Regions from separate parts of the Homo sapiens genome. Here region 1 is linked to region 2. Evidence: chromatin loops called from intact Hi-C (ENCODE). Cell type or tissue: PC-9. All regions are shown on one strand. Each heading gives the region's core, and the rest is flanking DNA. Links, peaks and the distances in the headings are about the cores only.

The links. Peaks named below come from ENCODE experiments on the same cell type or tissue, not always from the same donor. Only the 100,000 strongest peaks of a DNase experiment are listed, where the experiment ranks them.
Region 1: it touches region 2 in a loop (2.7-fold over the local background); 3 of 110 quality-filtered maps call a loop at or near these places.

The regions. Positions count from the first base shown.
Region 1 is chr3:108,044,843-108,061,951 of GRCh38, reverse strand. CD47 (CD47 molecule) reads left to right here. Exons shown (of 11, transcript NM_001777.4): 4 at 1,100-1,207; 5 at 2,408-2,500; 6 at 3,523-3,615; 7 at 4,383-4,475; 8 at 9,982-10,013; 9 at 11,350-11,374; 10 at 12,301-12,333; 11 at 14,660-17,109. The coding sequence ends at 14,664. Among named protein-coding and RNA genes, the nearest start is that of CD47, 38 kb to the left of the region's middle. In PC-9, for the core only: no CTCF peak of the experiment used is centred there; a DNase peak (open chromatin) is centred at 8,671; H3K27ac peaks cover 474 bases.
Region 2 is chr3:108,125,360-108,140,739 of GRCh38, reverse strand. LINC01215 (long intergenic non-protein coding RNA 1215) reads right to left here. Exons shown (of 2, transcript NR_110030.1): 2 at 2,130-4,426. Among named protein-coding and RNA genes, the nearest start is that of LINC01215, 8.0 kb to the right of the region's middle. RefSeq lists enhancers at 4,028-4,167, 8,486-9,685, 14,664-14,763, 15,264-15,343 and a silencer at 6,658-6,817. In PC-9, for the core only: no CTCF peak of the experiment used is centred there; a DNase peak (open chromatin) is centred at 7,819; H3K4me3 peaks cover 1,370 bases; H3K27ac peaks cover 2,022 bases.

The sequences.
Region 1 (17,109 bases), core at 7,381-9,880, 80 kb after region 2:
TCATTTAGGGGCTTATTTATTGCTTTTACTTTATTTAATGTTTGTCACTGTAGAAGAAAAAAAACTAAATGCTAAATATAACATTTAAAATATTTTCCCCTTCATGACAGCCACCAATTGATTACTGTCATGGAGACTATCTCTATGTGGATGACACACAGCAGCATTTCAATCACACGCTGTTTCTTTCCGCTACTCAGTTTGCTTTTAGGTTGCCTTAAACAACTTCCTTGGTGAAAAAATCAACTTCAATATTAACCAAAATTTAAAAGATTCATATATAGTAAAAGAACTAATATTCGCAGATTGACCCATTCCATTCTTTCAGAGAAGGTATGAGATACTTGACAGTGGAGCTAGCAGCAGAAACAATAACATGTATGATGAATCCCATTGAGTCTTTGCAGTTTATTTTTATTAAAATATTTTAATTGAACAATTTAAGCTTTTTTTCTTCATCAGGATTTCACAAGGGTGTAATCTGCCCAGTTTTATTCTGTCATTTTTTTCAAAACAAAATAACTAGATTTCCAGATTGTTTACTAATTTTTTATAAGGTAGGACAAAATTCTCTTTTTCTCAATATTGTTAATTAACCCATTATTTCCCATTAGTATTATGTACATCAGTGTTGTGTTGTCACTTGGAGTGGTTTTGCTCATCGGGGGCATTGACAATGTCTGAAAACAGTTTGATTAACATAACTGGCATCTAGTTACTAGCATCTAGTATGTAGAGGCCAGGGATGCTCCTCAACATTCTATATTATGCAGAGCAGTGTCCCCCCTCCCCCCAAAAACTTATCTAGCTCAATTTATTAGTAATACATCAACCGAGAAAGACTGATGTATAGAACCTCATTTGTTAGTGTAGGAAAATAAGGTGTCACCTATAAATTCACCATCCATATTTATACTGCCGTGACGTTATCCATTTGCTTATGAAAGAGATGTGAGGTGACTTGATGATATTAAGGAGTTGTTCCTCATAAGTTATTACATTATAGTACTTCTGTCAGTTTGTCTCTGTACCTTACAAGTTATTAAAATGGCTTCACTTGTGATTGAGTTCATATAATTCTTTGTTTTTCTTTTTTAAGCACTTAAATATAGATCCGGTGGTATGGATGAGAAAACAATTGCTTTACTTGTTGCTGGACTAGTGATCACTGTCATTGTCATTGTTGGAGCCATTCTTTTCGTCCCAGGTAAGATGTGCAGTTCCTAGGCAGGAACGCAGGAGGTAGATGAGTGCATTCCAAGGTGAGGAGGGCTGCATTAGTTTCCTAGGGCTGTTGGAACAGATGACCACAAACTGGGTGGCTTAAACAATAGCAATTCCCTTTCCATGCTGGAGGCCATAAGTCTGAAATCAGGACGTCATCAGGGCCACACTCCCTCTCAAGGCTGTATGGAAGAATCCATTTCTTGGCTCTTCTAGCTTCTGGAATTTGCTGAAGAATGACAGTGTTTATCATTCCTTAGTTTGCGGCAGCATAACTCCACCCTCTGCCTCTCTGGTCACATTGCCTCCTCCTTCCTCTATGTCTTTGCCTCTGTGTTTTTGTTAAATCTCCCTCAGCCTCTCTCTTATGAGCACATTTGTCATTGGAATTAGAGCCCACTCATATAATCCAGGGTAAGCTCCTCCTTTCAGATCCTTAACTTCATCATATCTTTTGCCATATAATGCAGTATTCACTCTTTTGCTGTATTAGGTAATATTCACAGGTTTTAGGGATTAGGAGGTAGAAATAATTTTAGGGCCATCATTCAACTCACTACAGAGGCAAACTTCATTGGCCAAGACATGAAAGTAGAATGAATGTGGGAACCAAGTCTGGAAATTGGCAGTTGCATTTGGAGGATGGGAATGTGAGTGGGAAATGAGGATATGTAGCACATGTAAAGAAAAGCAAAGGAAGGCTGGGACTCAACCTAATAACTATAGCACACCATCGTTTGTGGAGAAGAATGCAGTGCAGGTGTAATATTTAGGAACATGGGCTTGGCAGCTCTATTGGTATCTGAAGTTAGTGAAGACAGCAGGAAGAAGGAGGTGAATTCAGAAGACAACTTGAAGGAACAATTGATTTGACTTTGGGGCATACTGAATACAGCAGATGAAGGGAACAGTAAAAGATGAATACACAGTTTCTCACTGGAATTCTGTAAACTAGTTAAGAAGGAGGCAGAGCCAATTCAAGGTTTCAGCATGTTGAAACTTAAATGTTGAGATTTAGATGTCTTAAGTTTGGTCTTAATCAAAAAATAGTCACTAATTTTGTGTGAGGTTTTCAGGGAAACGTATATTTTTAAAATTTTCACAGTTGTCAAGCACAGAATTTAGATTAGTACATTTAAAAAGTATGTAGGAAAATATTTTAAATGTTTTTATTTATTGACAGGTGAATATTCATTAAAGAATGCTACTGGCCTTGGTTTAATTGTGACTTCTACAGGGATATTAATATTACTTCACTACTATGTGTTTAGTACAGGTGAGTTTTCATTGTTACAGTATGATTTTGTCTACCTTTTTCATTTACAAAACAGCAGTTTTGGTGAAAATGCTCATATAAATTTTTTACAACTCAATAAGAGTAGGTTTATTAAAAGATTTTTCATGCTATTCTTAGTGACATTTTCCCATTCATATTAATTTTAAGGTTATTCTAGGTTAGCTGTTTTGTAAAAAGTGACTTTCATATGTATTTGATGCCAATCAGCATAATTTTAAATTATGCCATATAACTTCTTAATGATTATTTTCATATTCTAATTTCAGTTTTTTGAAGTTATAAGTGGATGTTAAACGCAGTCTTTCTCTTCTTTTGCTAAGCTTCTGCTTCTGCATTAAGAAGACTGGTTCTATAAAATGGAATTATGAATCACAAATAGTAGAAACATATTTGTTTTAATTATTAGCAAACCTTAATACTGTAGTTTTAAGAGATGGTATGGAAATCCAAACTATAATCAGTATCATTTTCACTGCATTTTGAAAGTAGATCACTACCATATTTAGTTATTACTATTAAAGAGTCACATTTAACACTTGGTCTTAGAGCCTATCTCTGGCTCGTTGTACATTGGAAAGGTATTAGTTTGTTATAAAATGACATCTAGAGATAGAGAGCATGATGTTTACAGTCAGGTATTTGCATAATGGTTCCCTCAGCAAGAGCAATTCCATGTGCATGTGGAGAAGACATTCATAATAGCCATTCATATTGTAAAATGCACAAGTGTGGTAAAAGCAGCATTGTTCTAAGATTTAGGGTAAAAACTTCCAGTCCAGCTTAGCTGACTGTGAAAATTAAAGGCTGCCGAATGTGTGAATTTGGAGCTGACTACTTGTGTGGAAGGGTTAGATCACTGAGTTAACATCTACCGTCAAACAATGAACTCCAGAGTCAGTCTTTGGTCTTAGGAGATCCCTGATTATACCAAATGCAAGTGGAAGTTATTGCTTTTTAAATACTCTTGACATGCTTCTGTTACATCCTTTTCCTTCCTCCAGCGATTGGATTAACCTCCTTCGTCATTGCCATATTGGTTATTCAGGTGATAGCCTATATCCTCGCTGTGGTTGGACTGAGTCTCTGTATTGCGGGTAAGAGTCATCTTTCTGTAGACCTAATTTGGGTTACTTTTGGACAGAGCTCTTCTTCCTTTTTCTTTTTCTTTCTCTCTTTTTAAAAATATATAGACTTGATTTTTTTTTTTAGTGCAGTTTTTGGTTCATGGCAAAATTGAGTGGAAAGTACATTCACATGGATATTTTTATGTGGACATAAGTTTTCAATTCCATTTGGGCAAATACCAAGGAGTGCAATTACGGGACTGTAAAGAGTATGTTGAAATAAACTGCCAAACTCTCTGTATCAAAATAGCTGTACCATTTTGTATTATCACCACCAATAAATAAGAGTTTTTGTTCATTCATATACTTGACAGCATTTAGCATTCTGAGCTTTTCTTTTTAAACTTCCAATTTACCCCAGTGGTAATAGTGCTTTCCTCCTCGCTACAAAGATATTAGCTGTATATATGGCTTGGTGGCTGATTGTTCTAGCACCCAAACTGATATGCCTGTATTTGTGGAAGAGCTTTTAAAATAACTGGGCTCAAATTGGTTGGAGCCTTAGACTTGAAACACCAGTTCCCATTTCTTGATATGATAAGGTATGTGTTATGCAAAGGAGGGCTTTGTTCTTCTAATAATTTTGAGTCATTTTACTGGTTAAGTTAATAAACATATATGGATAATTTTTGTTTTTTGATCGTTAGAATAACTCTCTTAAAACTTGGGATTATTACTGTTTTTTAGTAAGTTATTTCATATGCTTTTCTAATACAGAATTTTATTTGTTTTTACAGCGTGTATACCAATGCATGGCCCTCTTCTGATTTCAGGTTTGAGTATCTTAGCTCTAGCACAATTACTTGGACTAGTTTATATGAAATTTGTGGGTAAGTCAATCTTATTTTCATTAACCTATGCCAATAATTTCAGATATATCACTTAGAAAATGCTTTTTAGTTTGTTCTTCCAGTTTAGGACCAAAAATGAGAAAATACAATTGGAGTGATTCGAGGATAATTAAAGAGGGTAGAAGACATATAGGATTTTTAGTTGGTTCTTCCAGTTTAAGACCAGAAGTCAGAAAATACAATTGGAATGATTTGAGGGTAATTAAAGAGGGTAGAAGACATATAGGATTAATGAAAATTTGGTTTCCAAAGTAGTTTAAAGGAAAATGGCTTTATCTATTAGAATGTGTACCTTTTTATACTAAGTAAAAGGGGAGAGATCTTTGAGGATCCATTTTAAGTAATAGAATAGGATTTTTAATTGTTCCAGTGTTTCTGTGATAGAGCTGTCCTGCACAGACCTGTTTGTTTGTCACTTGCTCTTTTTCTTGCAGACATAGACACCCCAGACAGGAATTAAAATTCACAATCTATCAATTTTGTTCATTTAAAGAGCAGTGACCTCTAATGCATGACTTTAAAACAGTTCTAGTTAAAACCAATATAATGAAAACATTGAGTTTCAAAATTTAGGCTTTTACTCCTTTTAAAATCAATTATTAGTAAGTATGGAATTTACTTCATTGTTTCTAACTTGTATATTTAATCTGCCAATTTTCAAGTAACATTTCTGCATAAATTCTTATTTTTTATTGAGATATATGTACACAGAGAGATATTTTCAATTGTGCCTGAAACTAATGTTATCTTACCTAAGCTCAAGATGTTCCCAATAATGTAATTTATATTAGTTTCCGTTTTTTAAAAAAATTATATTTTTATGAAATAAAACATACTCTTAACCACCTATCAAAATAATCAAAAGTTATAAATTAATGGAGTAAAAAAATAGTGTTTCTGCTTTGCTTTAGGTAAACTTTGCTGTATGTGTTTCTAAAACTTAATACGAAACTTGAATTGTTATAGTCAAATAATTTCTCATATGACTCACATAATAGTTTCAAAAAACTTTTACCTTTATTTCTGAACTTTGGTTCTTGATGATTGTTAATTGAATTCAATTCTGTCATATATTCTGTGTCTTTCTTTAATTAATGCTTATTAGATAAATAATTAAAATACTTAACTAAAATCTGCGTATCCTTAGCATATGAGTTCATAAGTCTTAGTTGTTGCTCAATGAAATTTTCTAATTTTATACCACATAATGCCATAAAATACAATGGAGACATCTAAAGCAGAATGGAATTCATGTGGTAGCTACAGTGAACATCTTGAATGTTGGTGCATATTCTATTTTTGTTACATCTTCCAATCACCATGTGTCTGGTTCTGGAAGATGACACTCCTGGTTTTGTTGCTCCCCACAAATGCCTGAGAATAGTGTGTGATTTGCAGTATCCATACAACTCTGGTGAAGTAGTATGAGATACCTTTGGCTGACGGGCAGCACGCTCTTATTTTTTCCTCACTATCTGGGTTGTCCTCCCTTTTACTCCCATGCCACCCCATGCCTTCCATATCTAGCATAGAATGATCTTCAGTACAGTTGCCAGCAGGTCTGGTGACAATGTCTCAAGTGGAACTAAGCATTGTCTATCTGCCACCTCCTTAACTTCACTCTCCTGCCTTCTCCATCACTTACGTTCCTCCAAGCCTGTGAAACCACTGTACTGTACCTGTCACTGTTCTGACATTAAAATTAAAATGACTTAAATCTTGACAAGTACCCCAAATTATTTTTTCTTTGTCATAGGTTAGCATATAAGTATACTATATGCTAAAATTTATGCTATATGTTTAAAATTTAGTGCAATTTTATTGATAGTGTCCTAATTTTATTGATAGTATCCTAAATTAACTTTTTAAATCAACTTGTCTGATGCCAGGGTTCAGAGGGACACCTACAGTCAGTTGAAAGGCAAGAAGAGACAAGGTACAGGAAAGTTGCTCTTTAGATAACATGGTAGACTAGGAGGAACATTAATATGGTTTGCTTATATAATCTGACTGTGTAAATCTGAATCTATGTAACATTAAGGTTGCAAATTTGAGCGTTTATATTAGGAAGTTAAAATTTTAAGTGTCTCCAAAATAATTTTTACTCATTGCACGTGTTCTGTTTTAGAAAAGCCTAATGATTGTGTTTTGATTTAAATGCAATAAAATCCTCAAATAGTTAAAAATCCAAGCTTTCTCTTCAAGAAGAAGTTAATGTCGCTATGAGATTTTTAACTTTTATAATTTTTATTATTTCCAACTTTAAATTTGTAGCCTTAATTTGCTATTTTAAAGAGTAGGCCTTTCACTTTCTACAACTTTCTGTGAAAGTGACTTTCACTTTCTATTTTTTAACTTTTTAAACTGTGTTGTATTTTTTTTCTTTTATTGGAAGCATTTTAATTTTATAAGATGAGAAAAAGGACTGGGCACAATAACTTAATGTGAAAGCATAGAAAAGATTACAAGAACCTAACCAAACTCACTAAAGTTGGGCTTGTTGTTTGTAGAGAACGTTTATATAATTATAAGGATCAATACTTTCTCATTTTTAAAGCCATTACCAGTTAGTTCAATATAAGGGCATATAGTGTTTTGATACAAATCAATCTGGTAGCAGTAAGTACCATATTTACCACAACATCCCAGATATTTTAGAATGATGCAGATGCAGAATATATACGTAGAATTTATATCTATGTATAGATACAAATTCAGATATTTTCTTGTTCAATTTAAGGAGAGGTAAATTTGGTATCAATAGAAAAAATGTTTCTGAAAAATTTAAACCCTGGAAATGTATTTATGGCATGGAGTCAGATGTTTCAGGGAGAGAAGAACAAATCAAGAAGCATTGCAAGTATGCTCATATGGAATGCTTAAGGCTTGTGGTTAAAAAATATATATATATGGCTGTCAATGTCTTAGGCTCATGGTAGCAGCAGAAATCGTAATAATTCTTTTGTCACATGGGTTATATCCATATTGGAGAGAATTAACTCAGGTGAAATTAACTTGTACACTGTTTGGTTTTATAATATTTAGAGGGATCACAACTGACTGATGTCCCTTTGAAGTACCATTCTTCATAAATCTTTTTTTTTCAGAATGGGCCAGCCAACTGTGACATCCCTTGGATCGGAGATTTAGAACTAGAAAGTATTCTTTCTACATTATTAGGGAAGAAAAGGAGTTACTTGGCGGTTAGCAATATTCTATTTTGTTTTGTTTTGTTTTTAGAGACAGGGTCTCATTATGTTGACCAGGCTGGCCTCGAGCTCCTGGGCTCAAGCAATGCTCCCACCTCAGCCTCCCAAGTAGCTGGGACTACAGGCATGTGCCACTACACCTGGCAGTGTTTATTCTGATAAATACATTTATGAGCTCAAAAATGTAACTCTAAAACCTTATCTCTGAACTTCCATATTACCATCAGAAATTTAGATAGTTGTTTAGTTCTCTTTTTCTTTGTAGAACATAGATATAAGGCATGGTTTCATTGAAGTCAGTTGTATATACATGTAACTATCCTGATGTTCCCAAATAAAGCTCTGTATTTCTGCTTAGTTTATTGGGGAGGCTGCTAAATGTAGTGCATCCCAACCCATTTTACCCTGTTCTACTTTAAAAAGAGGTTGGCTTCTTGTTTGGATACAAGGACCAAGTCACTCCCCCAGGTTCCTCCACAGTAAGGGAGGCCTATTTAAAGCCGCCCATGGCACTAACAGAAACTGGACTCCTATGAGCTCAGATACATAACTGGGCCTCACAGGGGTGGGACAGTATGTAGTCTAGGAATTGGAAGGATCCATTCCATATCAAAGAACTGAAGCATCGTGTTGCCCTCTCAGCAGCAAGAGTAAGGTGATGCCCCTGTCAGTTATAGTTCCTGAGTTCCTCTGTCTTTGATTCTTTGCCTATTAGCCAGCTAGCTCACCCTCTTGTTTATGCCACTGTTTTTTATCCTATTCATGCCTTCTCACAGACAACTTTTCTTACCTACAGCTTTGGACTCATCCTTGTCTCCTTTCTGTTTCTTTTTCACTTTCCCTTCCCATCACCAACTTTCTGGGTTTTTTTCTGTTTCTTCTTAGAGTCCAGTGGCAGGGAGAAACTTGTCAGTCCAGTCTGTTGCCATTTTTCCTGTTTGAGAAAGACTCACCAGCTTTTGGCTGGCTCACAGATTGGCTTTCCTTGGGTCAGGACCCACCCTTTTCCCTGCCAGCTTTGGAAGCTTGACAGAATTCGAGTGTGCAGTGGTGGTAAATAAATAGTAAGGAACACAGAGCAGTCCTGGAGGCGTGCCTCCATCTGCTGATGAGAAAATCCAGTGCTGTCATCCAGCCCAGGTCCCAGCGGAATGGGCCTCTCTGTTCAGTAGGATCCCCCTCCTGCTGAGTGGTTCATGGCATGTTTCTGTTCAACGCTTTTCCATCTGTAGGATTCTTATTCTGTATTTATTTGTTTTTTTGGGTTTTTTTATTTTTTGAGATGGAGTCTCGCTCTGTCGCCCAGGCTGGAGTGCAGTGGCACGACCCCAGCTCGCTGCAGCCTCTGCCTCCCAGGACGAGGGAGATCCTCCCACCTCAGCCTTCCACGTAGCTGGGACTACAGGCATGCACCACAGGCATGCACCACCACGCCAGCTAATTTTTGTATTTTTGGTAGAGACAGGGTTGCATCATGTTGCCCAGGCTGGTCTTGAATGCCTGAGCTCAAGCAATCTATTTGCCTTGGCCTCCCAAAGTGCTGGGATTACAGGCATGAGCCACCACGGCCAGCCTTCTCATTTGTTTTTTTTATAAGGAAGCTATCTCTTCTTCCCTCCCCAACTAGGGTATTCTTTTTCCCTTTCGTCACTTTGCTCATGTACTGTATTCCTTCAACTTCATTAATGAATCCATTTGGAAGCAGTGAAAAAGGCAACTCAGAAAGCTAAGAAGAAATAGATAGAGGAATACTCAGAGCTATCTGAGTATTTTCTTTAGTTTGTTAGCTCTTTGGAGCTTTGAAACTGGAAAGACCCAGGGAGTGATGTGGAGAAAGAGACTGAGCTTGTAAGACACAGGAGCAGTGAGCTAAGGGAGATGGAGTAGTGGGGACAAATTCTGGCACATTCTGTCTACACTCTGGGTAGATAGAGGAGGGAGGATGGAGCACCCATGGTGGGGGTATGTTGGTGACAGCATTTTCCCACCAGCCAGTGTAACAAGTGGCTGATTTGGGGGAAAGATGGCATAAACAAATGAGAGAATGTGTTTACTATTTGATGTAGATGGGTTATTTGCTTCATTTTTCAAATCAGTGTATATAATCAAGAATATTCAGCATGTTTGAATAGACTGTCAGAGCTGGAACTCTTTCATTAACATCTCTGGCACCTTTAGTTTTAGCCCTGAACATTTTATCTTAAAATTAAACATTACCAAATGCCTTAGTTTATTTCATTTATTAAATTTATATTCTTATTTGTTATTTATATCAGCTTCCAATCAGAAGACTATACAACCTCCTAGGGTAAGTTAAAGTTTATTAAATGAATTGTGAATGATCATTTGAGGGATTAGACTGAGGAACTTGGTAATTGAGATATTTTGCTATCTGTTTTGTCTCACGTCAAATTAAGAGAATGTTGAAGTCATTGCATGACCTTTGCATGAATGGGTCCAGTTCTATTTTAAAACCTGTGTTTGGTCATTTTAGTGTCAATGGGATGGAATAAATGATTTCTTAAGATTGTACTGACTTCTCACACCCAAAACTGGAAAGTAGGAATAATGGCTATATTATCTCTGCAATCAGAAGGAAGCTGATTCCAATATATCACCTCACCTGTTGGATTCATTGGATGTGCATACACAGAATGACAATTTCAGGCTTAAAAATGAGGAGAAATCTATACTAAGTTGACATCACTGATAATTATAATCTATAAAATAAATGTAAATATTGCTGAAAACATCTGTTCGGAGTTATGATTCGATCCTCTCCCATACAAATGTTTTATAAACATTTTTTCCCTTAAAACTGTGCTTAAGGTTTCATTGTACCTTAGATACCTTATTAAGCCATCTGAGGAAATTGCAAGAAAGGAGTAATTTTAGGAGGGCATAAATGAAGAGAAAAGCATATTTATAAACATAGACTTATCACAGTGACAGGCCCAAGAGGTATGTTGTGGACATAAGCTCTGGAAAGGATTATATTGTACTTAGCTTCCTATAACGGAGTGATGATAGATGTATCTGGAATGCCAAAGAGAGTCTTCTGTCTGTGGCCGGAGGTAGAGGTCACATATGCTTCTAAGTCTGACAAGCCTCATTGTGCCTAAAGGGCAGGTGGGGCGGGTATGTGTGTCTACCACAGGGGTATATTCTAGAAAGATTGGTGCCATAGCTATGTTGGTCACAAGAGGCCAGCAACTTAACTGGACCTGTGAATCCTAACACATTTTCTTTCCCAGTTACTGAGTTCAATTTGCGATACTTAAAGATGATTCTGTTTTGCTTCCACCTCTTCACTGTGTTATTTATTCTGTTGTTGCTATTTATGCTTGCACTTTCATATTTTTAGAAGTTAGAATTTCTTGAGCTGAGAGTGGTGAAGTGGGAAATTCTGTTTAGAAAAATAATATTAAGAGAATAATACAGTTATTATTAAACTATTAACCCGACTTGGCAAGCTTTGCTTTAACATTTACAGGCTTATTTCGTTGTTTTGTTTTTTCTTTTTTTTTTGACTGTAGGATTTACTGCTTACTACGTAATTTAAATATTAGCATATATAAGTTTTACTATAAAATGACATGACATAAATTATATTTTTATGTAAATATATTTTAAATATTTTTCAGAAAGCTGTAGAGGAACCCCTTAATGGTATGTGGTTATTTCACTCTTAATCCTTTACCAGATCATAATTTGATCTGGCCCGCAAAACAGTTAGAATGCCCTGTCTATGCCTTAGGAAGAATCTAGGTTTTTTTCCTCTTTTTTTCTTTCCTTGGCATCTCTACTCTTGATTATTCATCAAGAATTATGGGCTGGGTGCGGTGGCTCACGCTTGCGATCCCGGCACCTTGGGAGGCCAAGGCGGGCAGATCACGAGGTCAAGAGATTGAGACCATCCTGGCCAACATGTTGAAACCCTGTCTCTACTGAAAATACAAAAATTACCTGGGCATGGTGGTGTGTATCTGCAGTCCCAGCTACTCGGGAGGCTGAGGCAGGAGAATTGCTTGAACCCGGAAGGCAGATGTTGCAGTGAGTTGAGATCATGCCACCGCACTCCAGCCTGGTGACAGAGTGAGACTCTGTCTCAAAAAAAATAAAAAAGAATTATGAATATTACTTTTATAATATTCTCACCACTGGGAAAAATGCACTATTCTGTGTCTAAGTAGCTGCTTACCTTAACCAAGTGATATTTGGGCAAGGGGATCGTTGCCTTTTGCTACTGGTTGAGACGAAGCATGGCACCCCCTAGTAGAGAAGGATCCCAATTACTTCCAATTTGTGATGTACACATTTTAGAAAGATACAGGCTATTGCCACAGAGATAGACCAAAACATCTCATTTTCTTTCTTTGTAAACCTAGATCTGATTTCCCAACTAAGTCTGTTTCCTTTGTGAATGCTGTGGGTATGATCCACAGAAAGGCTACATAATGAAATGATAGCTTTACAATTAATTTGGCTGTAGAGTTGTAGACTAGTTAGCATATCATTGCATATTTGTTTATTTAGAAATGATTTCCAATTGTGGAACCTCACTAACTGCCTGCTTGGCTTGTTACTAATCCTAGCATTCAAAGAATCAAAAGGAATGATGAATGATGGTAAGTATAAAATGCACTTAATAATTATAGATCAGTTAAAACATGGACATTGGAAAACAAAAAAGCTTCTTGAAAATGTGGCTCTTTTTTAGTAAAAGGGACACTGTCAGATGATAAAGGTTCACATTTCTTGATGTATACAACTTAAATCTACTTTGCTAAAAATTGCAAAACTACTACTGTAAAAACTGTAGGGTGTCACGAATCAGACTCCAGTCATATGGCTCCCAGCAAAGAGAAATTACCACTTTTTGTAAAATGTTTTTCAGATTCCGTGTCTGGTGACTGTAACTTTAAGATGCCTTTTATAAGGCACATAAATAATCTGGCACAAATCTTTATCATTTTGACAGAGTTTCTTTTATGCTTGTGTTGGTGATTTTGTTGCATTTAACCCATGGGGACTTAACATCTCTGCTTTTCCAATCAGGAGCTTGGTTCTAACCTTTTGGGAGATGATTAAAGAGAGAGGTTGAGAGAGAGAGAGAGAGAGAGAGAGAGAGAGAGAGAGAGAGAGAGAGAGATGTTTCGTCCTCAGCTTTTGCTTCCATTTTTTTTTTAAGAACTCTGGGCTAATAACTTCTAATCTTTATAGAATATTTCAAAGAAATATATTTGTTCTTAAAGATACATAGGTTTGAGATATTGAGTGCTACAAGCATTTATTTTGGTTTTACCTTAACATATTATGATTCCTCAGTTTTGTTGGCATTTAGTAATTATGTTTATGTTTTTATCTTATCAAAAAATGTCTTCTTACCTTTGATATTTATAATCACTCCTCGGTCATGTAAATAGTTTGCTTTATATTTTACTGTTTTAAAGTCTGTGACCTTACCTGCCCTCTTCTGTAGCAAAGTGCAGCATTTAACTCAGGAAGCTATATTCCCCCCAAGTGTCATTAATATTTGCATAAGATTAAAAACACTCCAGTCGGCCGGGCGCGGTGGCTCACGCCTGTAATCCCAGCACTTTGGGAGGCCGAGGCGGGCGGATCACAAGGTCAGGAGATCGAGACCATCCTGGCTAACACGGTGAAACCCCGTCTCTACTAAAACTACAAAAAATTAGCCGGGCATGGTGGCGGGCACCTGTGGTCCCAGCTACTTGGGAGGCTGAGGCAGGAGAATGGCGTGAACCCGGGAGGCAGAGCTTGCAGTGAGCCAAGATCGTGCCACTACACTCCAGCCTGGGTGACAGAGCAAGACTCCGTCTCAAGAAAAAAAAAAAAAAAAAAAAAAAAAAAACACTCCAGTCATGCATTGGTGAACAAAGTTTAAAACAACGTGTATTCAGCATGGAGTCACAGAATGATCCTACTTTTGTATGTTTGTGTCACAGCCTTTAAAAGCATGTCTTGTTATATAAGCCATTACCCTCCTAAAAAAGACTATAGTTCACAGGAATAAGTTAAAAGACATAACAAAACATAAAATGACTAGTACCAGGAATTGTGACCATGGTTTGTTCTGGTAACTGTGGCATGGCATGGTTTGTTCCAGGAATTGTGGCATGGTTTGTTCATGTTTACATTCTGATGTCCTATTTTTTTTTTTTAATTTCTATGTCCTTTCCTTTTCCTTGGTGGTGTCATTGTTCTGTAGCTGTATGAAGAAACTAAACTTTTCTCCATTTTCAGGAAAGCAATCTAAGAATCTTGAGTGCCTCTTCCTTTGTTAATTTCTCTTAAGATGTGACTTTTTTAAACTACTGCATCAGGAAATATTGTAAAACAGTTTTGCCTTGAATATTTGTGATGAAATCTACGATGATCTTCAAGATTCTCTTAATTTTGCTAATATTCAGCTGATCAGAATTTGTTTTTAAAATGTCTGGCTGGTGGGTACTTCCCACTGACAACTGCTTATTGCTTACAGTATGTCTGCCTTGTCAATGAATGAGGTTCAGGGTGCTTCCTAGGGATCAGAGTCAGTACCATTTTTCTCTTTCATCTACAGCTGATCAGATGTTTATTTTACTTACATTAAATGAATGATGGAGATCCAAAGTGAATATTATAGAATATTATTCTAGGATCAACATCTTTTGCTTTGAAAAATCAACATCTCTTGGCTTTTCCTCAGCCAACCCAGCAAACAGAGATTATCAGACTCTGTTGATTTTTTACTTTCATTTGGCATTGGCCTTTTTCTTACTGAAATTAAAAAGGCTAATGATTTGCCTGGTTTCTGTCTCTGACCTTTGCAGGTCTATTTTCTTAATTTTTAGATACTATATATCTGAAACTTTTTTTAATGTGTCAACTTTTTAATGGATAGAAAATAGACACGAATAGTGATTATGTGTTCATTTTTCAATTTTCCAGAATAACTGAAGTGAAGTGATGGACTCCGATTTGGAGAGTAGTAAGACGTGAAAGGAATACACTTGTGTTTAAGCACCATGGCCTTGATGATTCACTGTTGGGGAGAAGAAACAAGAAAAGTAACTGGTTGTCACCTATGAGACCCTTACGTGATTGTTAGTTAAGTTTTTATTCAAAGCAGCTGTAATTTAGTTAATAAAATAATTATGATCTATGTTGTTTGCCCAATTGAGATCCAGTTTTTTGTTGTTATTTTTAATCAATTAGGGGCAATAGTAGAATGGACAATTTCCAAGAATGATGCCTTTCAGGTCCTAGGGCCTCTGGCCTCTAGGTAACCAGTTTAAATTGGTTCAGGGTGATAACTACTTAGCACTGCCCTGGTGATTACCCAGAGATATCTATGAAAACCAGTGGCTTCCATCAAACCTTTGCCAACTCAGGTTCACAGCAGCTTTGGGCAGTTATGGCAGTATGGCATTAGCTGAGAGGTGTCTGCCACTTCTGGGTCAATGGAATAATAAATTAAGTACAGGCAGGAATTTGGTTGGGAGCATCTTGTATGATCTCCGTATGATGTGATATTGATGGAGATAGTGGTCCTCATTCTTGGGGGTTGCCATTCCCACATTCCCCCTTCAACAAACAGTGTAACAGGTCCTTCCCAGATTTAGGGTACTTTTATTGATGGATATGTTTTCCTTTTATTCACATAACCCCTTGAAACCCTGTCTTGTCCTCCTGTTACTTGCTTCTGCTGTACAAGATGTAGCACCTTTTCTCCTCTTTGAACATGGTCTAGTGACACGGTAGCACCAGTTGCAGGAAGGAGCCAGACTTGTTCTCAGAGCACTGTGTTCACACTTTTCAGCAAAAATAGCTATGGTTGTAACATATGTATTCCCTTCCTCTGATTTGAAGGCAAAAATCTACAGTGTTTCTTCACTTCTTTTCTGATCTGGGGCATGAAAAAAGCAAGATTGAAATTTGAACTATGAGTCTCCTGCATGGCAACAAAATGTGTGTCACCATCAGGCCAACAGGCCAGCCCTTGAATGGGGATTTATTACTGTTGTATCTATGTTGCATGATAAACATTCATCACCTTCCTCCTGTAGTCCTGCCTCGTACTCCCCTTCCCCTATGATTGAAAAGTAAACAAAACCCACATTTCCTATCCTGGTTAGAAGAAAATTAATGTTCTGACAGTTGTGATCGCCTGGAGTACTTTTAGACTTTTAGCATTCGTTTTTTACCTGTTTGTGGATGTGTGTTTGTATGTGCATACGTATGAGATAGGCACATGCATCTTCTGTATGGACAAAGGTGGGGTACCTACAGGAGAGCAAAGGTTAATTTTGTGCTTTTAGTAAAAACATTTAAATACAAAGTTCTTTATTGGGTGGAATTATATTTGATGCAAATATTTGATCACTTAAAACTTTTAAAACTTCTAGGTAATTTGCCACGCTTTTTGACTGCTCACCAATACCCTGTAAAAATACGTAATTCTTCCTGTTTGTGTAATAAGATATTCATATTTGTAGTTGCATTAATAATAGTTATTTCTTAGTCCATCAGATGTTCCCGTGTGCCTCTTTTATGCCAAATTGATTGTCATATTTCATGTTGGGACCAAGTAGTTTGCCCATGGCAAACCTAAATTTATGACCTGCTGAGGCCTCTCAGAAAACTGAGCATACTAGCAAGACAGCTCTTCTTGAAAAAAAAAATATGTATACACAAATATATACGTATATCTATATATACGTATGTATATACACACATGTATATTCTTCCTTGATTGTGTAGCTGTCCAAAATAATAACATATATAGAGGGAGCTGTATTCCTTTATACAAATCTGATGGCTCCTGCAGCACTTTTTCCTTCTGAAAATATTTACATTTTGCTAACCTAGTTTGTTACTTTAAAAATCAGTTTTGATGAAAGGAGGGAAAAGCAGATGGACTTGAAAAAGATCCAAGCTCCTATTAGAAAAGGTATGAAAATCTTTATAGTAAAATTTTTTATAAACTAAAGTTGTACCTTTTAATATGTAGTAAACTCTCATTTATTTGGGGTTCGCTCTTGGATCTCATCCATCCATTGTGTTCTCTTTAATGCTGCCTGCCTTTTGAGGCATTCACTGCCCTAGACAATGCCACCAGAGATAGTGGGGGAAATGCCAGATGAAACCAACTCTTGCTCTCACTAGTTGTCAGCTTCTCTGGATAAGTGACCACAGAAGCAGGAGTCCTCCTGCTTGGGCATCATTGGGCCAGTTCCTTCTCTTTAAATCAGATTTGTAATGGCTCCCAAATTCCATCACATCACATTTAAATTGCAGACAGTGTTTTGCACATCATGTATCTGTTTTGTCCCATAATATGCTTTTTACTCCCTGATCCCAGTTTCTGCTGTTGACTCTTCCATTCAGTTTTATTTATT
Region 2 (15,380 bases), core at 6,280-8,779:
TGATGGCAATTGAACTCAAAAGTGTGGATGAGATAACTTAAAGATTTCCATAGAAACCAATGCCAATATAGGGTAGTGGTTCAGAGCAGGAGTCCTAGAATGAAGCCATCTCAGTTTGCAGCCCAGCTCTGCTACTTCCTAGCTGTGCAACCATGAAGAAATTACTCAAATACTCTGAATTTCCCATATATTTAAAAACAGAGAATATACTATTCCCTACCTTATAATGCTGTTGGGAGTATTAAAATGGCTTCTTGCATTTGAAACTTTTAGCATAGTTCTCAGTATTTAGTAACCACTCAATTAACTACTCAATAAGTGTAGATTTTTCTTCTTTCAGAGAGCGTACAGGGTTAGTAAGTAGGCTTCCCTAGGACTAAGCCTTGAAGAAATCCAATGATTAATAGTTAGGTAAAGAAGGATGAGGAACAACCACATTATGGTCTGAATCCCTGCTGTCCCAAATCCACCCACAAGAGAAACTAGGACAGCAGCTGCATCTAGAGCCTGCTAGGGTGCTTATCCCTCCTAACAATGTGTATGTGTAGCCAGGAGGGAAGGAGCCAAGTGTTCTTGAAGGGATCCCAAAGTCAAAGGCCTGGTTCAAGGAATAAAGGAGGATATGAAGTAGGAGACTACAAAGCCAAGCTGGAAGCAGGTCAGTAGCAGGTCAGAAACCAGAGAAACAGGAGCTGGGAAATTACAGTTGACCCTTGAACAATGTGGAGGTTAGGGGCACCAACCCCTCATGCAGTTGAAAATCCAAGTATAACTTTTGATCCTCAAGAACTTAACTACTAATACCCCACTGATGGCCCAAAGCCTTGCCAATAACATTAACAGTCAGTTAACACATATTCTGTATATTATATGTATTATATACTGTGTTCTTACAATGAAGTAAGCTAGAAAAAGAATGTTATTAAGAAAATTACAACAAATATAGTTATTATTCATTAAGTGGAAGTGGATCAGTCATCAAGGTCTTCATTCTCATCATCTTCATGTTGAGTAGGCGGAAGAGGAGGGGGTTTGTTTAGCAGGAATAGCAGAGGCAAAAGAAAACCCATGTATAAGTGGACCAGTGCAGTTGAAACCTGTGTTGTTCAAGGGTCAACGGCACTGCTAACACATGAGACGCCCAGGACATCCTAATGAAGATAGGTGGACAGGATTGGAGAAACCAGAAGATTCCATAATATTCTTAAATACATAGATGCCTACTGCTCAGAACCACCTATCCTAGAAGTATTTAGAGTTTTCTGCTTATAAAGAATGAAATAGACCAGGTGCAGTCACTCATGCCTGAAATCCCAGCACTTACGAGGCCAAGGCAGGCAGATTACTTGAGGTCTGGAGTTCGAGACCAGCCTGGCCAACATGGCAAAACCTCCGTCTCTACTAAAAGAACAAAAATTAGCTGAGCTTGGTGGCATACACCTGTAATCCCAGCTACTCAGGAGGCTGAGGCACAAGTATTGCTTGAACCTGGAATACAGAGGTTGCAGTGAGCTGAGATTGCCACCCTGCACTCCAGCCTGGATGACAGAGCAAGACTCTGTCTCAAAAAAAAAAAGAATGAAATAGAAGAGTTTTATAGCCCCTTTATCAGTTCAGTGGTTTAAAAGTGTTCTGTGGCTGGGCGTGGTGCCTCACACTTGTAATCCTAGCACTTTGGGAGGCCAAAATGGGCGGATTGCCTGAGGTCAGGAGTTCGAGCCCAGTCTGGCCAACATGGTGAAACCCCATCTCTACTAAAAATACAGAAAAGTTAGGCAGGCGTGGTGGCATGCGCCTGTAATCCCAGCTACTCTGGAGGCTGAGGCAGGGGAATTGCTTGAACCAGAGAGGTGGAGGTTGCAGTGAGCCAGATTGTGCCACTGCACTCCAGCCTTGGTGACAGAGCGAGACTCCATCTCAAAACAAACAAACAAACAAAACAACAACAACAACAACAAAGTGTTCTTTATGTCAGTCATGCTGCAGTATGAAATTTTGATACTTATACGTTATGACAATATGTTACTTTAAAAAGTATATCTTCTCTGGTATTTTCAGCTACTGTTATTGTTTTGGGATATAATATATCAGACAAGAAGTATTTAACCAAAACCCAGCTGACAATTTCAAAATGTTCTAAAAATATTTATTGATATGTTGATAATGATTCCAGTAATAGTGATTGATATCATCAATGTTAGCATCAACATTGTTCAGTAACAATAGGATCTGGTCAAATGTGATATCTGTGTTATGAAAAGCTATACATGCATACTTCAGAGATAGTGTGAGGCAGTTCCAGACCAAAGTAATAAAGCAAATATTACAATAAAGTAAGTCACTTTTTTTAGTTTCCCATGGCATATAAAAATTATACTTAGGCTACATTTTAGTCAAGTGTGCAATAGCATTATGTCTAAAAAACAATGTACATACCTTCATTAAAAATATGTTATTGCTAAAAAATGCTGTCACAGAGGCAGGAAGTGAGCATATGCTCTTGCAAAAATGATGCCAATAGACTCACTCGATGAAAAGTTGCCACAAATCTTCAATTTGTAAAAAACACATTCTTCGAGAAGTGCAATAAAATGAAGCGCAATGAAACAAGTGTGTATGGTGTGTGTGTGGGGTGGTGTGTGTTCAGAAAGATAGGAGTGTGCAATGGCAAGGAAACTCAATTTAAAGCAAATTTGGATTGAGACCAAATATATAGTAATAGAATTTGCATTATTAAATAAAGTATTGACATTGACTCATACTCGTAGAAGTCTATTCTCATTATGATGATAGCTACTCTTTCTTCCATTAGATTGATGAATTGCTGAAGGAAGCAAAAAGTAAATTCATCTCAGTAAGTGAAAATCATTTCATTGAGCATGAATTTTTGGGGTCCAGCCCCATACTAAAATAGTCACAAGTTGAATACCAAATGGTCTCTAGCCTAGGCCATTCTCAGTCAAAGGCAAACATACAACGCTTGTTCAAAGGAAGAAATATTATTACCTGAAATTTAACAAAGATCTTGGAAAATATTTAAATAGGCTAAAGCGACTTGTAATTTTTTTTCCCCCGAGTAGGCATGTTGTTCTGAAAGCTCTCCGGGCTGACATTGCCTGTTTACTTATTGATTGCGTCTTTTTCACTGTGCCAACAGCATTCTAGCCTCAGGGATCATTTTCCAATGTAGCTTTTTAAATGTTTTTAATTAGGACATTGTAATGGATTAAAGGCAGGCAGAGACTGAAAAGTAGCTACCTTTCTACACACACCTTAGGCAAACACACACTTCAAAAACATTCCGTCCGCCCCCCTCCCCCCGCCCCCCCCCCACCCCAAGTTTCAGTCTCCCTGTTGCTGCCCTGCCCCTCTCTCTTCAAGAACCCTTGGTTTCGGTTGTTGGAGTTTGGGGGCAGGGTGAAAAATCAATCATCCAGCCCTCACCTTCCAGTTCCACGCAGTTAAGAACTTGGCAAAATGAGCAAGCAGAGGATCAAAGCGTGGTATCAGCTTTAGCAGTGGTAAAGCTGGATTGGATAACACTACACGTTCCAAGCACAATATCAGCTTTAGGTAATGGGCCAGAGAGCACAGGGTTCTTTATTAAACTGCAGGAAATGCAACTGGACCCACTTCCCTTCTGCTCTATGTCTGCACTGGGGACTCACTGGACCAGGACTTATTAGCCATCTTGAAGCAGAGAAGCAAGAACGAAAGACCCAGCAGGACCCACCTGTAACGAGCTGACTACATGGGGACAAAGACAGGCATGTACAGCTCCTAGGAGCACTTGTGAGGCAGGAGAATAGGGTCTGGAGGCAGGGAATGTAAGGCCAATTCACGCTGACTTCCTAGAACTAAATCAAAAGGAAAACCCCCACTTTCCACGCCCAAGTGCCCAAGTAACAAAAGGACCAGAGGCTACTCCCTTTGCAACACCCCTCACCTGCCACCCTTTTTCTGCATTGCAGGTGAAAAACTGAAAGTCCCTCTGATTGGTCCCCTCTCACAACCAATCAGGTTGGTTGTGGGCCAAGTCTTCATTTGCGTGGGAGTATTACTTTGTAACTTCACTTCAGCCTCTAATTGGTCACTTTCCACAACTAATCAGACGTTTGCATTCTGATTGGTCCCTTCCAACCAATCAGACTGATCACAGGCCACTACTTCATATACATAGGGTGTACACCAAGTAACCAATGGAAACTTCTAAAGGGTATTTAAACCCCAGAAAGTTCTGTAACTGGGCCCTTGAGCTGCTTGCTCGGCCTGCTCCCACCCTGTGGAGTGTGTTTTCATTTTCAATACATCTCTGCTTTTGTTGCTTCTTTCTTTTCTTGCTTTGTTTGTGAGTTTTGTCCAATTCTTTGTTCAAAGCGCCAAGAACCTGGACACCCTTCACTGGTAACACTTGGGTCTGAGAGACCTAGAGAAAAAGAGAAATGACTCATGAACACTTAACTTTGTCAGGTAAAGAAACCTGGCAGAGTGGGTATCAAGTTTTCCCCAGTCTCACCAATCAGAAAAACCATCTTTCTCCCAAGAAAAGAGATGAGTGAGCAGGGAAGGGAGGGGCTGTAGTACTTTCCCCAAGAAGGCCATAATTCTAGATACACATGGAGAAACAATTATATTCCATTTATCCACTAAAAATAATACACAAGTTTTATTTTTCCCCCTTTCATATCAAGCACTGGTTAGAGATGACCCAGAAATCCAAAGATGGAAAGAACTTTACTGAGGTAAAGTTTATTTATGTTCATCATTTGGATGATATTAACCCTCTTTTTCAATCGGAAGCAAAGGATTTTTAGATGGGTTAATTCAGTCTCTCTGAGGAGCTGATACAGTTTGCTGTAAATGTGTTTTGCTTCACAGACAATAGTGCTGTGATGGAATGGTTGGTCCATGAGTCTGTGAATAAATGAATAAATCACACACCTGTTAAATTGTGTGCTGCACATAATCAAGGGGTTGTGATGTTGTTTTTTTTTAAAGCAAAAATGTTGCTTCTCTCCATTTGCTGCTCCTAAACAATTTCTAAATGTAGTGTCTTGTATTTTCCCCATTTAGTGAAGTTCAAAGTACTTCATGGTGCTCACACATGTGAATTCTAAATCTATGTATTGTCCCCATCAATTCTCAGAGTTGCAAATATAAGCACTGTGATTTGGCATAGGAGCAAATTAAAATATACCAACATTCTAATCCTTCCCCAGGTCATATTGTAAGTCAGGGTTGGAGAAGTAGGAGTGATAGAGTCTGAAAGGATACCATGAAGCATGCCACTCACCTGGGCAGGCACCCCGTGGGAGTGTATAAGGATGTAGGATTCTGGAGGAACCCACAAAAGTCCTGGAGCCTTAGGCTCCAATTCAAGAACACCTACCATGAATGACATCTCCATGCCAGGAACGTGACCACTGTGTCCACTGGCCAGGCCAACAGAAGGAGGAAACCATGAAGCTGCTGGGTTTTAAAACTTATGCATGGATAGCTTCCAAGCTCTCAGTTGTATCATGTAGTTTTAAAAAAAATGTCCTCTTCCTGAGTGGGGAACTGCAATCCATTATGAATGAAGACACTGCATTGTTATCTAAGTAGACAATAATGACAATATTGATTTTTATTTACTTTGTACCAATTATCTCCCAAAATATTCAGAGAAAAGGGTACAGACTCTGATGCTTCAAATTCATGCTCCATATTCTAGTTGTTTGTCATTGGTCAAATGACTGAGCCTACCTGAATTTGTTTACTAAACCAAAAAAAGGGGAGGCATAAAATTTTTATAGAGTAGAGGTGTTGAGGGAATTAAATGAGTGTGGTGTGTGTGTGTGTATGTGTAAAACGTGTAGAAGTTATAGGCTTTTACTGGGTTTGGCCACTTTGTGTACTACTTAGTTTCTTGGTCTACCTGGTTCATATATATTTGTCTATGGCAGCATATAAAGACATTCTTTAACTTGATGTATGATAGAAAGAGAGAAAATGAGAAGGAAAAAAGGAAAACGAAAGGAAAGCAGAACTGAAAATGACTGAGTGTGGTATCACTAAGAACTACATCCAGTTGGTTATATAGCTGTCTTAGCCACAGTGCATTGCTAAACTCTGTTATATTACAATGCAGGTCTAATATAAATCTACAATTCCCCCTCACTAACAACTGAAGAAGACTCTCATGAGAAAGGTTAAACGAGTGATCTATAGTCTGGGGTAAAATTTCCTTTCCTTGTATTAATTCAGCTGAGCCTTCACTGCATGCTCTGAGAGGGTGCATTTTTCTCAGCCCACCCGTTTTCAGTGTTTCCTCATTCACTTGCTCCAAGTTCACTTTACTTTGAGAAGAGCCCTTATCACTGTGTTGCTAGTACATTGAGCCAAAACTCTAGCCACTATTTACTTGGAATGCCATTGAAATACTTTCTTATTTTTGTTTTCCCAAAGCCTTCTTTCTCTTTCTTATCTGAACTTTCTATGTCATCACTGTGGAGCTGAGGAGATTTTGTTTTTGTTTTTGTTTTTGTTTTCGTCCTCTGCTCCTTTTGATGGAAGGAGTAATTTCCATATTGGTTTCGATTTGAACAGTGGATTTTCTCACTGGGTAAAACAAGAATGCCATGACACTTTCTGTGTAATTTCTGTATATTAAAGGTATCTATGGCAGTAGCAGACCGAGGCTACCCTCCTTAACCATTTACATCCAATGCTGAGTGTGATTCTAAAGCACTTAAAGTGATACTGAAAACTATTACTTTTAAGTGGCATTTTCAGAGGTTTGTCAGTTATAAAATAACCAAGTAGGAAGCATCAGTGAAAGCCATCTGGCCTTCAAATACTGCTTGTCTCTCCCTCACTCTATTATCTTTCTAGAGTCCCTGAAACCCTTAGCTTTGTTCATTCTTCAACAGACAGTATTTATTAATGTCCTTCAAGTGTTCCATCAGGGAGCCGGGTGGTGGGAATTAATACAACAGTATATGTGTATGAATATACATGGGGCTGTACCCACAGAGCTTATTAAACAAGTGTTGTCAATGACGGGTGCCAAATACCATGACAGGAGAAGCATGCTTTACATAGGAGCCTTCCTGGGAACTTCTAATCCATGAGGGTAGAGGGAGGCAGAAGCTTCCTGGAGGAAGTAATATTTTTAACAACCCTACCCTGTCATTCTTTTGAACCAAGGCATTTATTTATCCTTGTTGAAATGCAAACTACTTACCACTTACCCAGGAGAATAACACTTTTAGATCATAAGAACTCTGGGTATGTTGGCATACATTAGCTTGTCCACAAGCTAAGGCCCTGAGGAAATGAATATTAGAATTATTAAATTTTAGATGGCAGCAAAAGGAAGATTAAGCCCATGGCTCTGTTTAAAGATCAGGAGGCCACTTCTATGGGGAACTTTTTGTCTGCAGAACTTTGGGGTTCTGGGGATTAAGATAGGGCTTAGGCTCAAGACACTAAAATAGGATTCAGGTTACATGGATGATTTCCCCTACATTATAGTTTTGCCTAAGCCTATTCTACTCTTGAGCTAGTCCTTACAACTCCCACTCATCAGGGAAAATGCCTCCACTTGGCTTCTGGATAGTGAAAGTGAAGTGTGAAATGTAAGAGGAAAAGTATCTTTATAAAATCTGATATGCCCAAGATAGTTCTGCACCAAGACAAGTTTAGCTGGAAAAAATTCATCTTTCTGTTTTTCTACAGGTTATCTCTATGATCTCTCCTTGTATGTAAATTATTTATAAGAGTGTGATTCTAAAACTCAAGGTAAAAATTCGTCACTCACTTTTTGTTTACATGAATACGTGCCAGAACCTACACTTCCCCATTCTTATAGCATTACAAAAATGCCGATACATGAGTCTCCTGTTTATTAACTGGAAAAGCTTTCAACTGAAAATCCCCACTGTGTAATTTATACAGGCACTTTGAGATGTAATAAAAATCCCTAACCCTAATCTCAACCTCTGTCCTTTTAAAATCCAATTCAGAACACTTGTCAAGTGATTGACTAGAAAGGTGCCTTCCATTAAGCAAATGCCAGGAGGTGTTTTCTTCTGAAAATGAAGAGAGTTAGCAAGTGATCAGCAACTAGGAATTTTGTCTCTATCCTTCCTGTTGTGAGAGCTCTAACTCTGAGCCAGGATCCCTGCCTCCAGCTCTTAGGAGTTTGAGTGCATGTGTGTGTGTGCGCGCACGTGTGTGTGTGTGTGTGTGTGTGTGTGTGTGTGTGTGTGCATGCATAGTCATGCTTTGGAGTGAAGAGGAAATTCAACTCTGAGTTTCCACTTTTCCTGTGGACAAAGATCTGTTCCTTGTGTCCCCACATGGCATGGTGGAAATGGGGCATGCGTCACAGAAAGGATAACATTTTATAGGCTACAGTGCACTAGAGCACGTTAACTTTTATCCCAACAACAAACCTGCAGAAAAAGAGTAGGTTAGTTACAGATGTTCTTTTGCTTACCAACTTTCAACCTATGGATATTCACAGATAAAATCCCAAGCTCTCCTGTGAGAACATACTACATGGTAACAGCAGATGATATGGAATGTACACTGCTGCCTTTTGAACTCAAAAACTGTGCTGTTCACCATCAATGCATTTGCTGTGTTTGTGAGAGTTTTTTTTGAGAAGTTTTCCCAAGCATTATTAACCACATCAGATTCAATAAATCCAAGAAAATGGAGAGTGTTCAAAGTCCTTGTTGATATATACAATTACCATGGAAACAGAAGAGATTTTTAAAAACTGGAAGTGATGAGAAAAAGAGGAACTCTTCACACGAATATAGGATGAATTATTCAATAGTAGAAATGATTATAAAGGGCAAAGAGCAAATCGTGCAACGTACAAAAGTGCTGTGCCTGTGTCCGTGGACAATATCAGCAAGAGAATGGAAGAGGAAGACAAAGGATGACTTCTTGAGTCGGCACCTTGACACTAGATGGGCAGAGGAGCCTCCTGTTCATTCCGGGGAGGGCTAACTTGGGAGAAGTTTAAGAGCTGGCCAAAGAGACTCTGCTCTTGAAACTGTTGCCTCAAGGCAAAGGGATGCCTCTTCCAGTCTGGTTCACATCCACATGAGGGGCGAGGCGACGAGAATGCAGGCTGTGGCTCCTAAGGACCTCCTCAGGACACTTGGGAGATCCCCAAGAACAGTTATCTGCCCCCACAGACTTCCAGCAGAGACAAATGACAAATGACAATAATTTTGGGGAAAATGTCCTTCACTCATTCAAAAGCTATATTTTTAGTGCCTTCTATGCACCAAACATTATTTTATCACCTAGGCAGACATGGCATTGAACATGCATAAACAAGAACACCAGCTTTTATTAAAAGCTTTGAGAAACTGATTCATGCTCCTATTCCTGGAAGTGCATTTGTGACAGCAAGCTTAGTCACTTTGGAATTTCCAACAAACAGATTCAATTACAACCATATTGTAAGTAGAATAGTTTCTGTGTTAGTAGTTGCCAGTCTAATAATGAGGAAACTGGGCTATGCAGGGCTTAAGACACTTGTCCTAAGTTGTCAGAGGTGGAATGGAGTCAAATCCAGCTGTTGATTTCAAACTAGTGCTCTCATCTATGCATCTCAATTCTTTACAATATGATCCAACATACTGTCCTATAGATGAACCAAAAACTGACTCTAAAATTTCCTTTCTCCAATTCTTGGAAGCCAATGACATGCAATGTCTTCAGTTTTATTTTTTGCATATGATGAAGAGCTACTTTCTAGTAACTTACTAAGTATTTACTAAGGATTACTACATTATGGCATAATGATCTAAAATTAGCACATTATTACAGTTTACCAATGACTTAATTCTGTGCTATACTAAGAAGATTGCATAGCACCAAAGAACTGTTAATTCTGGCATGTGACTCACTTAGAGACAAGGAGATAGTTTGGAACTTCTGTAATTTTTAGTAAATAGGCTATACATTTTGAGTGTTGTTATCATGAGTGGGCTGGAGATTTCCATTTCTGCCATTCTTACCTTTCATTATAACTCACTGTTAATTTGATTTTTAAATTCTCATTTAAATTGTGGTGGATTGTTGGGTTAATCCTACAATGAATAGTAATGTATCAACAGCATTTCACCTTAAATCTATCCAATGACTGGATTTTAAGACATAAGTCTATTAAAATTCAAAGTAGTAATTTATTTTGCTAAAGCACAAACGTGTAGAATCCACACTCACCTGGCAAATATACTGAGATGCTCATTATATTTATCAAATTCTTTTTATTAGAAAGCGGAAGTGAGTAGTAAAGGAGTGAACGCAGGATATTTCTGCTCATGCTTGAGAACATCGAGTATTATTTTAACCTCTAGAAAACTAGTACTGCTATCTTTTAGGTCTAAGTACCATTCCCTATTGGCAAGCTACCTAAAAGCTATGTCTAACCCCTTCTCCCTTGCTGCCTCCCAGCACAGAGGCTGGAAAATAAAATATGTGGTTTGCCCATCTTTCTTGAAGCTAGGGACAGTCATGTCATCCTGTCTGGCCCATGAAATGTACATGGAATTCTTCTGGGGGAGACTACTTAGAGAGTTTTATATTTCCTGATGAATTACCTCCAAATAATATTGAAGACAATGCCTGGAACAACAGCCATTCTGTAACTACAAGGAAAGTAGCAAGAGAATCACAAAGATCTGTTGCTAAAACCCTGAACCTATGCTGATAGTTGCCTACCTACAGATTTCTTTTTATGGGAGAAAGAATAAAACCCTATTTGTTAAGGTCAATGAGCACTGAGTTTATTGTTAGGATCCAAAAGCAAATGCAGTAATACTTATATATAGATAGGTAAGGATTTAGATGCTGACTTTTGTATATAATCCTTATTTGTAATATTGCCTCTGGGAAAAAGGTATTCTGGGTTTAAACAGATTTATTAATTAAAAAATTAAAACATAACCTTCTAATTGATAAATAATTTCAAGTGTGTATTTTCATCACCTCTCCCTCAATCTCACACTCTCATTAGCACCCTCACAAGCATTTGAGCACACACACCTGCTCCAAGACCTGTGTTTTTCCCCTATTACCTAGTGATGGGATGATAAATTGGTTTCATCTTAGGCGCCAATGGTGATAGATTGGGAATGGCTGTCTGGATCACAATGTTGAAAATAATTTTGAGGCAGACAACACAACTCATAAGGAAGAGTGCTGTGATCAATCGGCCAGGTCTGCCAGGGATATGAAAAATGGACTGGCAGCACCTGTGTTTTTGTAACAGTTGACCTGATCCAGTGTATCAAATTTTAATTGCTCAATCTAGCATAATCCCTTCTCTTCTCTCAACCCTGTAGGTAGGAATTTAGGATTTTCAAACTGGGACATTTGGTCTCTATGTTGGCTATAGTTCACTAACTAGAAAGTCAGGGTATAGTAAAGAAAACAATAGCCAGCTAAAGTATTTAAGTGGGAATTATATTAAAATGTCATGTCTTTAAAAATGTAAACATATATAGTCATGAGGTGCACCACTTGCTTTTCCCTTCAAGGAATAACTTGCTGTCGGGTTGCAAGATGTGCAGTTAGCCAACAGCATCCAGCTACACCGTCTGTAGAATCCACCTTAACTTTCAAGCCAAGGCCATGCACATCCTAGGCAGACCCAGACATTGCCTGAGCATGGAGGTTCATGGCCAGGCCAGGCCATTTCTATCCAGTGTGGGACTCTCTTGCAGGCAGTCTTTGCTATGGGACTTCCATTATATTGGCTAAGACTTCGTCAGATCTACATCATGGACTGAGACACTCCCAGCTCCATCCTGCTTCCTTCTGCCTCTCCTTTCATAAGTGGCACATCAGCACCCCTGTCTGATATGGTTGAGCTTTGTGCCCCTACTCAAATCTCATCTTGAGTTGTAATCCCCAGGTGTTAAGGTAGGAACCTAGTGGGAAGTGATTGGATAATGGGGAAGGTTTCCCTCAAGCTGTTCTCATGGTAGTAAGGAAGTTCTCATGAGATCTGATAATTTTAAAAGAGTGGCACTTCCTCACTCACTGGCTCTTCTCTCTCCTGCCACTATGTGAAGAAGGTCCTTGGTTTCTCTTTGTCTGCCGCCATGATTCTAAGTATGAGGCTCCCCCAGCAATGTGGAAATGTGAATCAGTTAAACCTCTTTCCTTTATAAATTGCCCAGGCTCAGGTATTTTTTTACAGCAGTGTGAAAATGGACTAATACATTGCCCCACCTTGATCAGTCTCCCTTTATCTTTCCCAGGTGTGACCCCCTCCTCCTCATACACTCGTAATTCTGCTTCCTGGAGAATCCAAACTGATACCTATACCTACTATGGATATGACTACTTAAATATACCAAGCACTTATCATGAGTGGGCACATACAACATGACCAAAGAGGCAAAGTGCTAGGTTGGCTTTTGCATCAGAGAATATTGATTAAAATCCCAGGCACAAATCATAGAGTGGCTTCGAACTAGTGTCTTATTCTTAAGGTGAGGATGATCATGGTGATACCTGATGGGACTGTGTGAGGATTAAATGAGATAATCATGAAGTTGATTTCTAAACTATTATGCACTGTATTACTTTTAGTTGTCACTATTATTTTATAATTTCAAGCAATTTTACATATCAATTACCAGCTGATTAATTAACATTCCTTTATAAATATTTATTAAGCCTTCACCATGTAACTGGTACTGGTCTAGGAACTGAGGAAGGCAAAGTTCCTGCTCTAGTGAATCTCAGATTTTCTAAATTAATCAAGTAAATATGAGTTTCATTTAAAATAAACTAAGCAACAGGTCGCTAACATAGGTGGTCATATCTTTGCTTGGTTCGATTCTAATAGCAGCTTGGATTCGTCCCAGGATTTGTCTTTGTTGATCTTTCCTGCTGAACTACCTTTTCTTTCTTTCGGTTTCACCATCCTTGATGCTGTGAATCCTGCAGGGAGCTAACAGGCTGGTGTGATAGCTTCTTACTACACCTACAGCTCAGCGAGTCCCGCCACTTGCTTTATACACTTTGATTTTTCTCTTTGCTTCTCTCTCCTATCTGACCCCCCTTTTCCTGAACACTTGCTGCCCCCTATTTCTCTTTTCTTCACTTTTGCTTTACTTCTTTTGCTGCCCCATTCCGTGGGAGACCCTATCTCTGTTTCTTCAGGTGGCCCTGTGGGTGTGAAAGAACAAACTTCTGGGCAGGCATACACCAGTGGTACACCAGCGGTACACAGGAAGACACCCCTCCCAGGAAACAATACCTCTGCCTCTGACACTTCCGGGAGCCTTGTAGCCACAGGAATCAACACATGTCTCTGCAACACTTCAAATTAACTCAGGCCTCAACAAGGCAGAGAGGGGTGTAGCCATACAGGCATGATCAGGGCCAGCTTATCACCATTCACTGGGAGACTGGCTGGAATGTGGATGTGCCGAGTGAAAAGTCAAATGTCTGCCTAATAGCAGAGCCCTCCACTCTGAAACACAAATGGCCCACTACATTCCTCACTCATAATTTTTAAAAATTTTTTAAAAAAATCTTTTACCCTAATGTCCAGTAGGCTATTGAACACTAGCTATCAATTTTTTGCCCTATGCCCTACAGTTAAAAATAAATGGCCAGGCAGGGTGGCTCACACCTGTAATCCCAGCACTTTGGGAGGCTGAGGCGGGCAGATCACAAGGTCAGGAGATCGAGACCATCCTGGCCAACATGGTGAAACCCCGTCTCTACTAAAAATACAAAAATTAGCTGGGTATGGTGGCATGCCTGTAGTTCCAGCTACTTAGGAGGCTGAGGCAGGAGAATTGCTTGAACCCGGGAGACAGGTTGCAGTGAGCTGAGATCATGCCACTGCACTCCAGCCTGGGTGACAGAACGAGACTCCATCACAAAATAAACAAATAAATAAATGTGTGTGCATAAATATGTACACACATATACATATGTATATTTTATATACACAAGTATTTGTATATCTAAAACCAGTTTCACAAAACAGTACCCTCATTACATGCATAGCTCAAATTTTTTAATTTCTTTATAATCTAGTTATCTTAATAACTTTTTAAAATGCTGGTTTTGACCTAGAGATTTTTAACCTTGTGTGTGTGTGTATATGTGTTTGTGTGTGTGTGTGTATCTGTTTGTGTGTATGTGTGTGTGTGTATGCATGTGTGCACGTGCCATTTCTACCCCATGTGATGAAGCCTATGGATCCTTTCTTGTAGTGTTTTTAAATGCATAAAGCAAAACTCTTAGGCTTACAAAGGAAATCAATGATATTGAAATACAATTCTATCCTTGGGCCTCTTGTGGGGAAAGGGCAGTGTCCACAGACCCAGGTTAAGAATCTCTGCATGGGTAAATTGATTTCCCAGCTGACTGCTGAGCCACAACCTGCAGTTTGGAAAATAAGGCTGTACAAAGCCTCAGAACATTTTGTTGTAGTTAAGTATTTCAGATGCTTATTATCCTGTCACGGTTTTAACCCTCTTTTCCCTCCCTTTCCCCATGCTCCCTCTATCCAGTCACCCACACCCCACCACATGCACATGCATGTGTACTCACTTACATGCATGCACATATATGTTGCCACATATCCACATACACATAGGCACACACATGCACAGGCACACACATGCAGATCTTAGGTCACATATCTGGAATGAGATGAGGCACTAGACCACTGGGTCCAGCCCCTCCTGTGACCCCAGTCCCACTCCCTGACTGCCTCTGTGTCACAGCTCCTCTGGCTCCTGCCTCAGAACTACTCTAGTGGCTCATTATCTCTGCAGGGCAGCGCTCACCATCACGACTTTCTTGTTTTCTTTCACAGCATTGTGAGCCAATAGGTGCATTCTGCCTCAGAATAGTGGTGGAGACTGGTGGTGGCACAGCCCAGAGCTCTTGACGTTTATTTTCTCAGGCTTCAGTGAACCTTCTGTGGCAGGTGTTTCCTTTTGATAGGCGGCAGTTCCTCCCTGGGTCACTCCAGCCTGCAGCTGAAGCCCTCACTTAGCTCACTGTGGCTGTACTGAACACACCACCTCCCAACATGGAGCAGCCTAGCCAGGGGGTGCGGGAAGGAAAGATGGTTGCTGCCACAAATGAATGACTCAGCTACCTTCTCCAATGGTTTGATATTGACGTTTCCTCCTGTCATAGCAAAAATGCCCAGGTGAACTGTTTTCTCCATCGCATGTAGAAAGATGATGGTTGTCTGAACTGGTTCCAGGTAATGGACAGTGGTAAGCGCTCCCTTCTCTTATAGTATGTTATGGATTGAAGTGTGTCTCCCCACAAAAAGATATTACTGGAGTCCTAACCCTGAATATTTCAGAATGTGACCTTATTTG